Linked DNA regions of Homo sapiens: region 1 is linked to region 2. A link is a contact called in ENCODE Hi-C or POLR2A ChIA-PET data. All regions are on one chromosome and are shown on one strand. Each heading gives the region's core, a stretch centred on a gene start or an enhancer-like site at or near the end of the contact. The rest is flanking DNA. Distances are from core to core; before and after follow the strand shown.

The links. Hi-C counts contacts between places; a loop is a spot of excess contacts on that map. ChIA-PET counts read pairs that join two places held with the same protein, here RNA polymerase II (POLR2A). Pooled maps may share reads with other maps.
Region 1: a map of endothelial cell of umbilical vein shows a loop between it and region 2 (6-fold over the local background). The contact joins two enhancer-like sites. A Hi-C loop is called at or near these places in 26 of 168 maps with a recorded cell type or tissue (CD14-positive monocyte, Caki2, DLD1 and 20 more), 3 of 37 single-sample maps with no recorded cell type and 20 of 50 pooled maps. POLR2A ChIA-PET finds 5 or more read pairs at or near these places in 18 of 52 experiments (A549, AG04449, AG04450 and 14 more).

The regions. Positions count from the first base shown.
Region 1 is chr1:201,745,464-201,750,513 of GRCh38, reverse strand. The region is part of intron 7 of NAV1 (neuron navigator 1); the gene reads right to left. The region is part of intron 2 of IPO9-AS1 (IPO9 antisense RNA 1); the gene reads left to right. LOC124904483 (a long non-coding RNA gene) reads left to right here. Exons shown (of 2, transcript XR_007066790.1): 1 at 1-738. Among named protein-coding and RNA genes, the nearest start is that of MIR5191, 28 kb to the right of the region's middle. Within about 2 kb of position 2,018, at least 5 of the 41 ENCODE cell types and tissues checked have a DNase peak (open chromatin) inside an H3K27ac peak, as active enhancers do; they include CD14-positive monocyte, IMR-90, PC-9 and 2 more, where a contact is called at or near this core.
Region 2 is chr1:201,712,164-201,717,506 of GRCh38, reverse strand. NAV1 (neuron navigator 1) reads right to left here. Exons shown (of 34, transcript NM_001389617.1): 6 at 4,588-4,690. The region is part of intron 2 of IPO9-AS1 (IPO9 antisense RNA 1); the gene reads left to right. Among named protein-coding and RNA genes, the nearest start is that of MIR5191, 4.7 kb to the left of the region's middle. RefSeq lists enhancers at 3,752-4,046, 3,890-4,578. Within about 2 kb of position 3,911, at least 35 of the 41 ENCODE cell types and tissues checked have a DNase peak (open chromatin) inside an H3K27ac peak, as active enhancers do; they include CD14-positive monocyte, IMR-90, PC-9 and 2 more, where a contact is called at or near this core.

The DNA.
Region 1 (5,050 bases), core at 769-3,268, 35 kb before region 2:
TAAGAAGAGCAATCGTTTTTACTAACATTTTAACCAGAAGTCCTCAATGTATGAAACAGGTAAACACAGGGCTGCTCTGTTTGAAAGGGAGGCAGAGTCACCAAGTCCACCTGCCCCTCTTCCTCCCCTCCCCACCCTGACTTGGTCAACTCTCATACCATGAACAGTTTACCTCAGTCATTTCTCCCCTATCACTGATGCACCAAGTCATCCACGCAAATGGGTGTTTTTCTGCTTTGGGAGACTTCCAGGGAAGGGTTTTTCATACCTTCCTTAGGCACTCATTACATGTAAAATCCTTGCAGCGGTAGGTCTTTGTTATAAAAAATTACACAGAAAGTTGCCAGTGAACCTCAGTGTCATTCAAAGTACTAGGACCAATAGAATTTTTCCTGATACACTTCTGCTTTTCCAACTTGAGTCTTCACACCCATACCTACAGTGCATTATCAAGTCTAATGTCAGTTTCTTTAAGGTGGAGCAAAATTTTAACAACATAAAGCAATCTGAAAGCAAAATCCTCTAGAGTTTTATAATCTCCTCTAACCTTTCAAGTCCTACATATAACTCAGCAACATGCCTTTTCTTTCTTTTCTTTTTTCTTTTCATTTTGGAGAGAGAATTGCTCTGTTGCTCAGCTGGAGTGCAGTGGCGTGAACATGGCTCAATGCAGCAGCCTCGACGTCCTAGGCTCAAGTGATCCTCCAACCTCAGCCTCCTGAGTAGCCAGGACCACAGGTATGTGTCACCATGCCTGGCTAATTTTGCTTTTTCTTTTCTGGAGAGACTGGGTCTTGCCATGTTGCCCAGGCTAGCAATTTCCCTTTTGAAACTTCCAATATAGTCTTTATGGAAACAACTTTCTTTTTATGCTCATATTTCATCAATTTATGTAATAATTATATTATCCAAGTTCAACTGGCATAAACAGGTTTGGGAGCAAATGCAATTCTAGGAAAGCATTCAACTTGATTGGTGGAGCAGAAGGATGCAGGCACATTTGAGAGCAGCCTGTTGGCAACCTGTGCTCCGTGTGCAGAAGGCACACAGTCAGAGGGAATAGTGAGCAAGTTGGTGCAAGGGTTGTGCTCTATCTGATGCCCAGAACCATTTTGGAAAGACAAAAGTGAAATTCACAAGGCTGAAGACATCATCACAGCTCCCCTTCTGACTTTTGCTGCTTTTCAGTATATTTCTCTTTGCTTCACCTCTGAATTTTTTTGCTAAGTGGGGATGAGGAAGTGAGGCTAATAATTGTTATTGCTGAATCATTGGGCTGAAATCACATGGCCAGCGTTATTTAACTTTAAGACATTATTTCGCAGGTAGAATTGTTCTCAGTTAGAGAGAGTCTTTTTCTTTTTTTGAAACGGAGTCTCACTCTGTTGCCCAGGCTGGAGTGCAGTGGCATGATTTCAGCTCACTGCAACCTCCGCCTCCCGGTTTCAAGCAATTCTCCTGCCTCAGCCTCCCGAGTAGCTGGGATTGTAGTCACCTGCCACCATGCCTGGATAATTTTTGTATTTTTAGTAGAGATTGGGTTTCGTCATGTTGGCCAGGCTGGTCTCGAACTCCTGACCTCAAGTGATCTGCCTGCCTCGGCCTCCCAAAGTGCTAGGATTACAGGTGTGAACCACCACGCTGGGCCAGAGAGAGTCTTAGTTCAACTTTATAAAAGGGACATGGGGTAGCTAAGAGCCTTACCTGAGCAGACTACTACGTCAAAACCAGACACCAAACCCAAGGGTCCCAACTTCTTTAGGGGGCTCCTATAGGCTCCACTGTCTCCCTGGCACAGTAAATTTTTTTCCAAGGTCTTGTGGACTCTCTGGGGATCAAAGCTGCTTTTACAATGAATAGCTCTGTGCAAATTCCCAGAATTAGTTTCTCAGATAGCAGGAATGCTCCTAAATCAGGTTGTGCATGAGTAAGCAATGATTTCCTCCCTCCTGCAAGAGACTCATGGCTAGTTTCTCAGACAGAGGACGTGACTGGCCACTTTTGCCCCCTGAGGTTCTGAGGCCAGGGGTAGAGCTTGGTGGAGGCTGGTAGGTTCCCTGCTGAGGTAACTGCAGTGCAGCAGCCCAGATTCCATCTCCCTTTCTAAACACTGCACACATGCTAATGCTGGAGGAGCACAGCTTTGCCAGGGATTTCCATATGAGAACCCCAGAAAAGAAACAACTTGAAATATCATGGCAAACATGAGATGCACCCATAAAAGATGAAAGCAATTGCTATAAACCACGTGAAAAAGCTGGTGTTATTACATATACCTCCTCCTTCACACTTAATTCATAAGAGTGAGAGAGGAGGACCCTTTTAATAATGGGACAAGGAAAATTAATAAATTAACATACTGCTCATATACTGCAAAGGTAATAATTCCAAAACACATTATGAGCACTGAGAAGAGTAGTCTTTATGAAGTTTTCTCACTCAGAGAGCCGCCTTTCCAGGGAAAGGCAACTACAATCTTCCCCAGGGTCAGCTCAACACTAGCCTAGAAGGTGTCTGCAAAGTTGTTCGGCATGAATCCCATATATTGGGGACCCATTCCGGTGGGGTTGACGTAAGGAGCTCTGGGTTCTGGAAGAAGGATCCCAAGATAAGCACTCAGTGACAGCAAGCATGGGAATCTGAGTTGGCAACCCAGGGCCTGGAAACTACAAGGATGTTTATCTAGAATTTAGGAAGAGAGAAGCTTAAATGGGGGAAAAACAGTACCAATTATGGGCACCAAATACATATATAATATAGGAAATGGGAAGAAGTGGCAAAAACTTCCAGAACATGAATGTGTAGCATAATGTAAACAAGAGATTTCATTAGGGAACTTTTTCCAGACAAGAGTGAGGCATCCATTTCCAGGGATCTGATTAACCACTCAAGCACTGCTTTTCAACCACGTATCAGAGGGAATAAATAGGAGCAGGGTCTAGGATGTGTACCCTGGAACACCCTCTGCTGTCTTCGCCACTGTGTCTAGGGGCAAAATTCCAGAAACCCATGGCACCCAGGAATAAATCCCAAGTATGTGTTCTCCTTCAGGGCCTTTGAGCCACAATTCCACCCGCTGGCAGAAATACTACTTCTGTTTTAAAGCTGTTAAAAACCTATTTTTAAAATCGTACAGTTGGCAGATCACCAAAATCAAAACTTGATAGTCTAGTATAGTCTTATAGAACTATTTAAAATAATCCATGGGAAAATGTTCCAAGCCGGAAAAATAACAGTTTCACACATGCACACATGCACACAGGCAGGACCGTGTGTGCATGCACTAGGGCAACTGCCCGCACAGCCACGAGAATGGGGGCCCAGGAGGACGGTGAAGATGACAGAGTGGGATGGGCCATATGTTCCGATTTCTTTATACATTACCTATTGATCCACTGCCCCATCAATTCTCTTCAAGATTTATCTCAGGCCCAGGGTTCTTCTCCTTCCTCCTTCATACCTGAAAGTCTCCCTTCTACCTGAATAGTGTCTCCAAATTTCTTCATTTTTTTTTTTTTTTGAGACAGGGTCACACAGGCTGGAGTGCATTGGCATGACTGGAGCTCACTGCAGCCTCGACCTCCTGGGCTCAAGCGACCCTCCCATCTCAGCCTCCCGAGTAGCTGGAACTACAGGCGTGTGCCACCAGGCTCGGCTAATTTTTTGTATTTTTTTGTAGAGATGGAGGTTTCCCCATGTTTCCCAGGCTGGTCTTAAACTCCTAGGCTCAAGCGATCCACCTGCCTCAGCCTCCCAAAGTGCTGGGATTACAGGCACGAGACACTGCACCTGGTCATTCTCTCCAAATTTTGATGCAGTCTACATTTGAACTTCCATGAGTTTCCCACACTCACTGCGCTCCTAACGTGCTGCTCCTTGACCTGGGCATAAATCTTCCCTTACATTTCTGACTTGCTTGCTTCCTATTTCCAGCTACTGTTATTCCCCAATAACTGTTAAATATCCAATTCTATTACAAGTTAATCATAGTGTGGAATGGGAATAGGTTGTCTTTTGTTATGTTTTTAGTGATTAACAGAATTTCTTGGCACATAGTAGGCAATGAATAAATACTTGCTGGTGGATTTGCTTCCATTTTATGTACCTGTTATGTTTCAGGTGACATGATTTAACCTAATCTGAAGGGCTCTGTGTGTGACATGACACAGCATAAATATGGTATGTCCAAAGCTGTACAGCTATATTAGCTCTTACAGTGGTATCCTATCAGCTATTTTTTGTCATCATCAAAAGATCATTACTAAGTTCCACATATGCTGCACTTGGATAAAATCCCCTGGCCCCTAGAAACTTATAATTGGACAAAACTATCACCATATGATGAGTAAATATGGGGAAAATATATATAGATATGTCTAAAAGCAAGACTAGGCATGGTGGCTCACACCCATAGTCCCAGCAGTTTGGGAGGCTGAGGTGGGTGGATTGCTTGAGCCCAGGAGTTAGAAAACAGCCTGGACAACACGGCAAAACCCGGCCTCTACAAAAAAAAAATTAGCTGAGCATGGTGGCATGCACCTGCAGTCCCAGCTGCTTGGAGGCTGAGGTGGGAGGATTGCTTGAGGCTGGGAGGCAGAGGTGGCAATGAGCGGAGATGGCGCCACTGAACTGTAACATGAGTGACAAAGCCAGACCCTCTCAAAATAAATAAATAAATAAATACAATAAAATTAACTTCCCTGGAGGCTGGGGAACCTCATTAGCAGCTCTTCTTTATAGGAAATGACCATTCCAAATGGGAACTTGATTTTCAAGCTTGTAGAAAGTACCCAGCTCTTTAGATTTACATTTAGTCTAGGGAGGAGTGGCTGTATAGCCAGCCAGAGCTGGGTTTGAATTTCTGCTCCACTACTTACTGACTGACTTAGGACAGGCACTTTCCCTCCCTGAACATATGCACACATCAGAAAAATGGTCATGTCACCATCAGTCTTTCAGGCTAACTGGCAGAGTAAATAAGATAACAAAGAAAACACCTGTAAAGCACCCAGCTCAGTACCCAGGAAATCAGAGGTGGGTACACAACTTT
Region 2 (5,343 bases), core at 2,662-5,161:
GGCCAGGCGGGCTGCAGAGAGGAAATACAACTGGAATCTGGTTGAAGGGGTGGCTTGGACTTGGGTTCAGGCTGAGACCCATAATTCCATCTAGCCTAGCAGTGGGGCCAGCCCAAATCAGCCTCAGGCAGGGTCTCCATAACTTATCCTAATTAAGCCAGACAGGACTAAGTAAGCGAAACGGGGTTTGGTGGCCAAGAAAGCTGGGGCAACTGAGGCAATCTGTGGCTGGACATGAGTTACATGAGCCCAAGCAATCACTGCTCTGTGAACACATCCATTGCTTAGCCACTTTGGGGGCTGGAATGGGAGTGGGACATTGATTTTTCCATTCTGGTTTCTATCAAGTTCCTTGAAAAGAAGAAAAATTTCCAAAGTTGTCTCTATTGGACCTGAGAAAATACGGTCTTATTTTCTAACCAGCAGAACTTGAGGGATCCAAACGCTCTTGAAACTGAGTGTGCTGGGGTCCTGGCAGTAGTCCTGTGGGCAAGATGGGGGAGGCCCTGGCCAGTCAGGGCAATCAGTGGCAGCTGCTTCTGGCCCTCTGGAGGGCTTCCTGACCGTGTCCATGCCCAGCGGCTCCCCTCCTGGCCCTGCCAACTCTTTTTACTTATTTACTTATTTTTGAGACAGGGTCTCACTCTGTTGCCTAGGCTGGAGTGTAGTGGTGCAAACACGGCTCACTGCAGCCTTGACCTCCCGAGCTCAAGTGACCCTCCTGCCTCAGCCCCAAAGTAGCAGGGACGACAGGCACACATGAGCACATCTGGCTAATTTTTGTATTTTTTATAGAGATGGGGTTTTGCCATGTTGTCCAGGCTGGTCTTGAACTCCTGAACTCAAGCAATCCTCCCACCTCGGCCTCCCACAGTGCTGGGGTTACTGGCGTGAGCCACTGCACCCTGCTTCTGGCAGCCCTTTAGGAACCCCTTTGTGTTCTGCAGCTCTGCCTCATACAGTGTCTTGTTTCGGCTTCTAATTACTGTGGACCTAGACATCACATCTCCTTGGACAGAAACCGATGTGCCCCGAAGCCAGAGACTGTAGTGATGGTGCGACTTTGTCTGCCTTGCTCACTCACCACGGTATTTCAGCACTTTGCATGGCACCTGGCCTAGAGCTGGTGCTCTAGAATGAATCAAAGAGGAGCAAACCCACGATGGATGTGTGAGTAAAAAGCAAGGAAGTTCTCATCAGAAAACTCAGTCCAGCGCCCTGTGCAGTAAGTGCTTGATAAAAGCAAGCTGACCTTGACCATGGGATGAGACAGGGGAGGAAGAGGATGATGCTAACCATACTAAGAGGGTGGCGGGGATCTCCAGGGAAGCTGGTTTGGGTAGTTAGCCTACACCATGGTTATATACTAGTGTGGGAGTGAGGGCTGCACTCAGCATCTGGGTTCCTCAATTCTATTCCTGGCCTGCCCCTGTTTAGTTATTTGTACTAAAATTGCCTCTTCCCCTATTCCACAGCTCTCTCTTTTTTTTTCAGTTCCCCCAAACACATCTCTAGACATCTCTAGACTTAAGCTTGGTGAGGGGGATTCTAGCTCAGATCCTCAGTTCTTGAATTCCAGCCCTGCACCCACCCTTCAGGCTTGCCTTTCTCTGGGGAGGACACAGTTTCATTTCCTCTCCAGCCACAGTCTGACCCAGACTCTCCTCGCTGGGGGAAATGAACCAGTAGAAATTGAGGAAGCAGCACAGGAGTAAAGGCTTCTGAAAAGGAATGGAATCCAGTTATCCTGGGAGTTCCTGGGTGAAAACAGCCTTGCAGGAAGCACACACTGGACCATAAGCTCCGAGGATGAAGCTTGTGTGTGTTCTGGGGAGCCAGTGCCCAGCGCTGTGCCTGGCACACAGCTGGCATGGGTTCTGAGCATGCAGAGTACAGAACCTACCCTCATCAGCCAGCGTGACTCTGGCAGGTGCCTCCCTGCCCCCAGCCTCATTCTCTAACCCAGGGAGTATGTATATATCCTGTCTACTTCCAGGGCTAAGGGAAGGGCTCATTGATAGAAAGCCCTTTAAAAAGTAAAAGAGCCGGCAGGGCGTGGTGGCTCACACCTGTAATCCCAGCACTTTGGGTGGCCGAAGTGGGTGGATTACCTGAGGTCAGGAGTTCTAGACCAGCCTGGCCAACATGGTGAAACCCCATCTCTACTAAAAATACAAAAATTAGCCGGTGTGGTGGCACGCACCTGTAGTCCCAGCTACTTCAGAGGCTGAGGCAGAAGAATCGCTTGACCTGGGAGACAGAGGTTGCAGTGAGCTGAGATCATGCCAAGGCACTCCAGCCTGGGAGACAGTGAGACTCTGTCTCAAAAAAAAAAAAAAAAGAGCCATAAAAAGTCAGGGAATCATTGTTTTGGCTACCAGTGTGGAACAGGAATAATATAAACCAAAGCCTATGAGAGGAAGTGGCTCTAGGTCCACAGTAAACAGAAAAACCAGCTCCGGGGCTCTTGGTTCCTTTCCTATAAAGGGAGGCAGAAGCCAGAGGCCCTAGACGCTCCCCCTAAACCAGTCAGCATTATGCAAAAGGCTTGATTGAAGCCTCCCCTTTCCCACTAGAAGCAGAAAACCAATAGCGCCTGCCTAGGGTCAAGCTGTCCGGCTTAACGGAGGGACTGGGGGCTGGCTGCTCTGAGTCAGTGGCACCAGGAGGCTGGAGCTGCTACTTCTCTCCTACTCCTGTGAGTGAGTCATTTGGGGTGTGGCCCTCTCAGCAACTAAGCACTTTCTGGTGTCTTTGGCATGAGGCTGGTGGGTGACTTGGTGCTGAGAGATGTTCCAACAATTTCCTTGGATGGGGGAAGGCAGATGTCCAAGATTTCATCCGCTGGGTCCTAAACTGATAAGCCAAGCTCTGCCAGATCCCTGCTTCACTTGGGCTCCTGCTGGGGGCTTGGGGCTATGAGGGATGGCAGTAAGGGACAGATGTAAGGGGGTCCTGGAGCCCCCACCATCCACCTTTTTCCAGGACTTCCTTGGTCACCTCCCTTTCAGTAGTCAGGGTTCTGCTGGCCTGAGCAGAGGTAATCCCCAGAGAGTTTTGATTTATCTTACCATTTAAAATACTCGAGATGTCTGGGAGTAAAGGGCTGAGTGTCCAAGATGCGGGCATGGGCTGGGGATAGGGGGAGGAGTAGTACAAGGAAGGAGAAGGAGAAGGGTCATCTAAGCAGGAAGAACTACAGCCAACGGCTGAAAGCTACTTAAGACTAAGTGCAGTTCCACATCAGAGTTGCTGCAATCCCACAATGCACCGGGGTGACTGAAAGGTAGTGAGTTGGCCGGGCGCGGTGGCTCACGCCTGTAATCCCAGCACTTTGGGAGGCCAAGGCGTGTGGATCACTTGAGGCCAGGAGTTTGAGACTGGCCTGGCCAACATGGTGAAACCCCATCTCTACTAAAAATACAAAAATTAGCTGGGCGTGATGGCACACAGCTGTAATCCCAGCTACTCGGGAGGCTGAGGCAGTGGGCGACAGAATGAGACTCGGTCTTTAAAAATAATAACAAAATATTTTTAAAAAGCCTATGTTAAAAATAAAAAAAGAAAGGTAATGAGTTCTTTGTCATTGGTGGTATGTAAATATGTCCATGGGTGTGGTCCCATCCTCAGAATCCCAAATGGCCACACCCTGGGCTAAAGAAAGTCCTTTTCCACTGCCCCTGTGTCCCAACTTTGCTCTTAATTTTCCAGCCCCAGGAGTTGGAGAGGAATCTACTTCCAGTCTAACTGGGGAGGCTTCCTAGCCCTCACACAGCCTTCCTGCCCCACACCCCCCATGATTTCCCAATCTGGCTGTCTGTTCTGCCTCCCGCTGTCCCCAGAGCTTAGCCCAGCCCTCTGCCCCACTTGGAGCTGACAGCATGAGCTCATCTGGGCAGTCCAAGGAGCCAGCAAGGGAAATTCTGAGTCACAGCAGAGCCTGTGGCCAGGACTTTGCTCCAGAGAGAGGTGCCGTGGGAAGGCTGAGTGCCCCATGCAGCTGGAGGCTATGAGGTCTCTGCAGGGAGTGGGCTAGGGGGACACACCTAACAGGGCATGGAGCTGGGTGACACTGTGTGGGCCCTGTTGAGCACTCAAGCCTCCCTCAGTGGCTCGTAGAAGAGGCCAGGGGGCACCTAACTGACACAAGAGTGAAAAGACCCAGGTGTTGAGAAGGGAATTGATTCTAGACCCCTAGTTTAATGGAGACTTAGGAACAGGAAGAGAGCATTTAGTAAACCTTCTCTTGACAGATTGAGGAGACAGAGGTCTAATGAAGGAGACTGACTATCAAAGATCACACATTGAGCTGTGTAATGGCTTCCACTTCCTGGCTCCTAAGCTAGTGATTTTCAAGCTGATTTGCTGAAATGAAATGAAATGTTCAGGCACAAGCAGACAGAAGACAAAGCCAAGCTTCTCTTGTTGAGATAAATGGATTTCCTCCTCCTTCTGCAGTGGCTCCACGCATCAGGCCACCTGGCTGACCTGGCAGAGGTGTGGAGGGACCCGGGGGCCCTGCCCTCCAGAATGGGGTGGAGAGCCAGGAAGGCAGAGGGCATGACCCTCTCTGCAGCTCGAGCTTACCTGTGAGTCACCTGGGACCCTCGCAGGCTGGACATGGTCTCTTCCAGGTTCTGCCGGAGATCCAGGACATTCTGCACTGTCCTCTTTCTCTGGGACTCTGGGTCTGGTAGGGAGAGAAGGAAGAGCTGGGTGAGTGAAGAGAACTTAATGCTGGGATCCTGGGGGTCAGGAAGTGGAGATTGACAGTGTCCCCAGGAGGCTAGTCCCTGGGCCATGATAGTCACCTTCCTCCTCCCTTTCCCAAAGACAACCAACAGAATGGGCCCTCTCAAAGGCCCTGGACATGTGCCATTGAGCCCTCTGAACCCCAGATCCTGGCAGGGGGTACAGGCATGGCTTTCTGTGTCTGTGCACTCCTTTCAGAGCCCCCAAGGAACTGCCTCTACCTCTGGCTTTGTTTTGGGGAGGCCCTGCTTCTCATAGCAGAGGTCCTGGGCAAGATTTCTCGTGGTTGAGATGAGCTGGAACATCTGCCTGAAACCCCCTATCCAGGGTTGTGCTGGTAAATGTTTAACAACTGGCTTTCGGAGGAAGGGGACACCGATGTGTGGTGTTTGCCAATTTCCCTGGTATAAAGCCTCCTATCATGGCCACTTTCAATCTACCAATCTGATGTCACTGACCACAGAGTTAGGAAGAGGGGCTAACAATTGGCTCTGGGGAACTGGTACAAGCTGGCTTCAGTACACCTAAACCCAGGCACTGACTGGTAATATCTGGGGTTGCTCTATGGGGTCCCAGGAAGTTAGTTCAGAT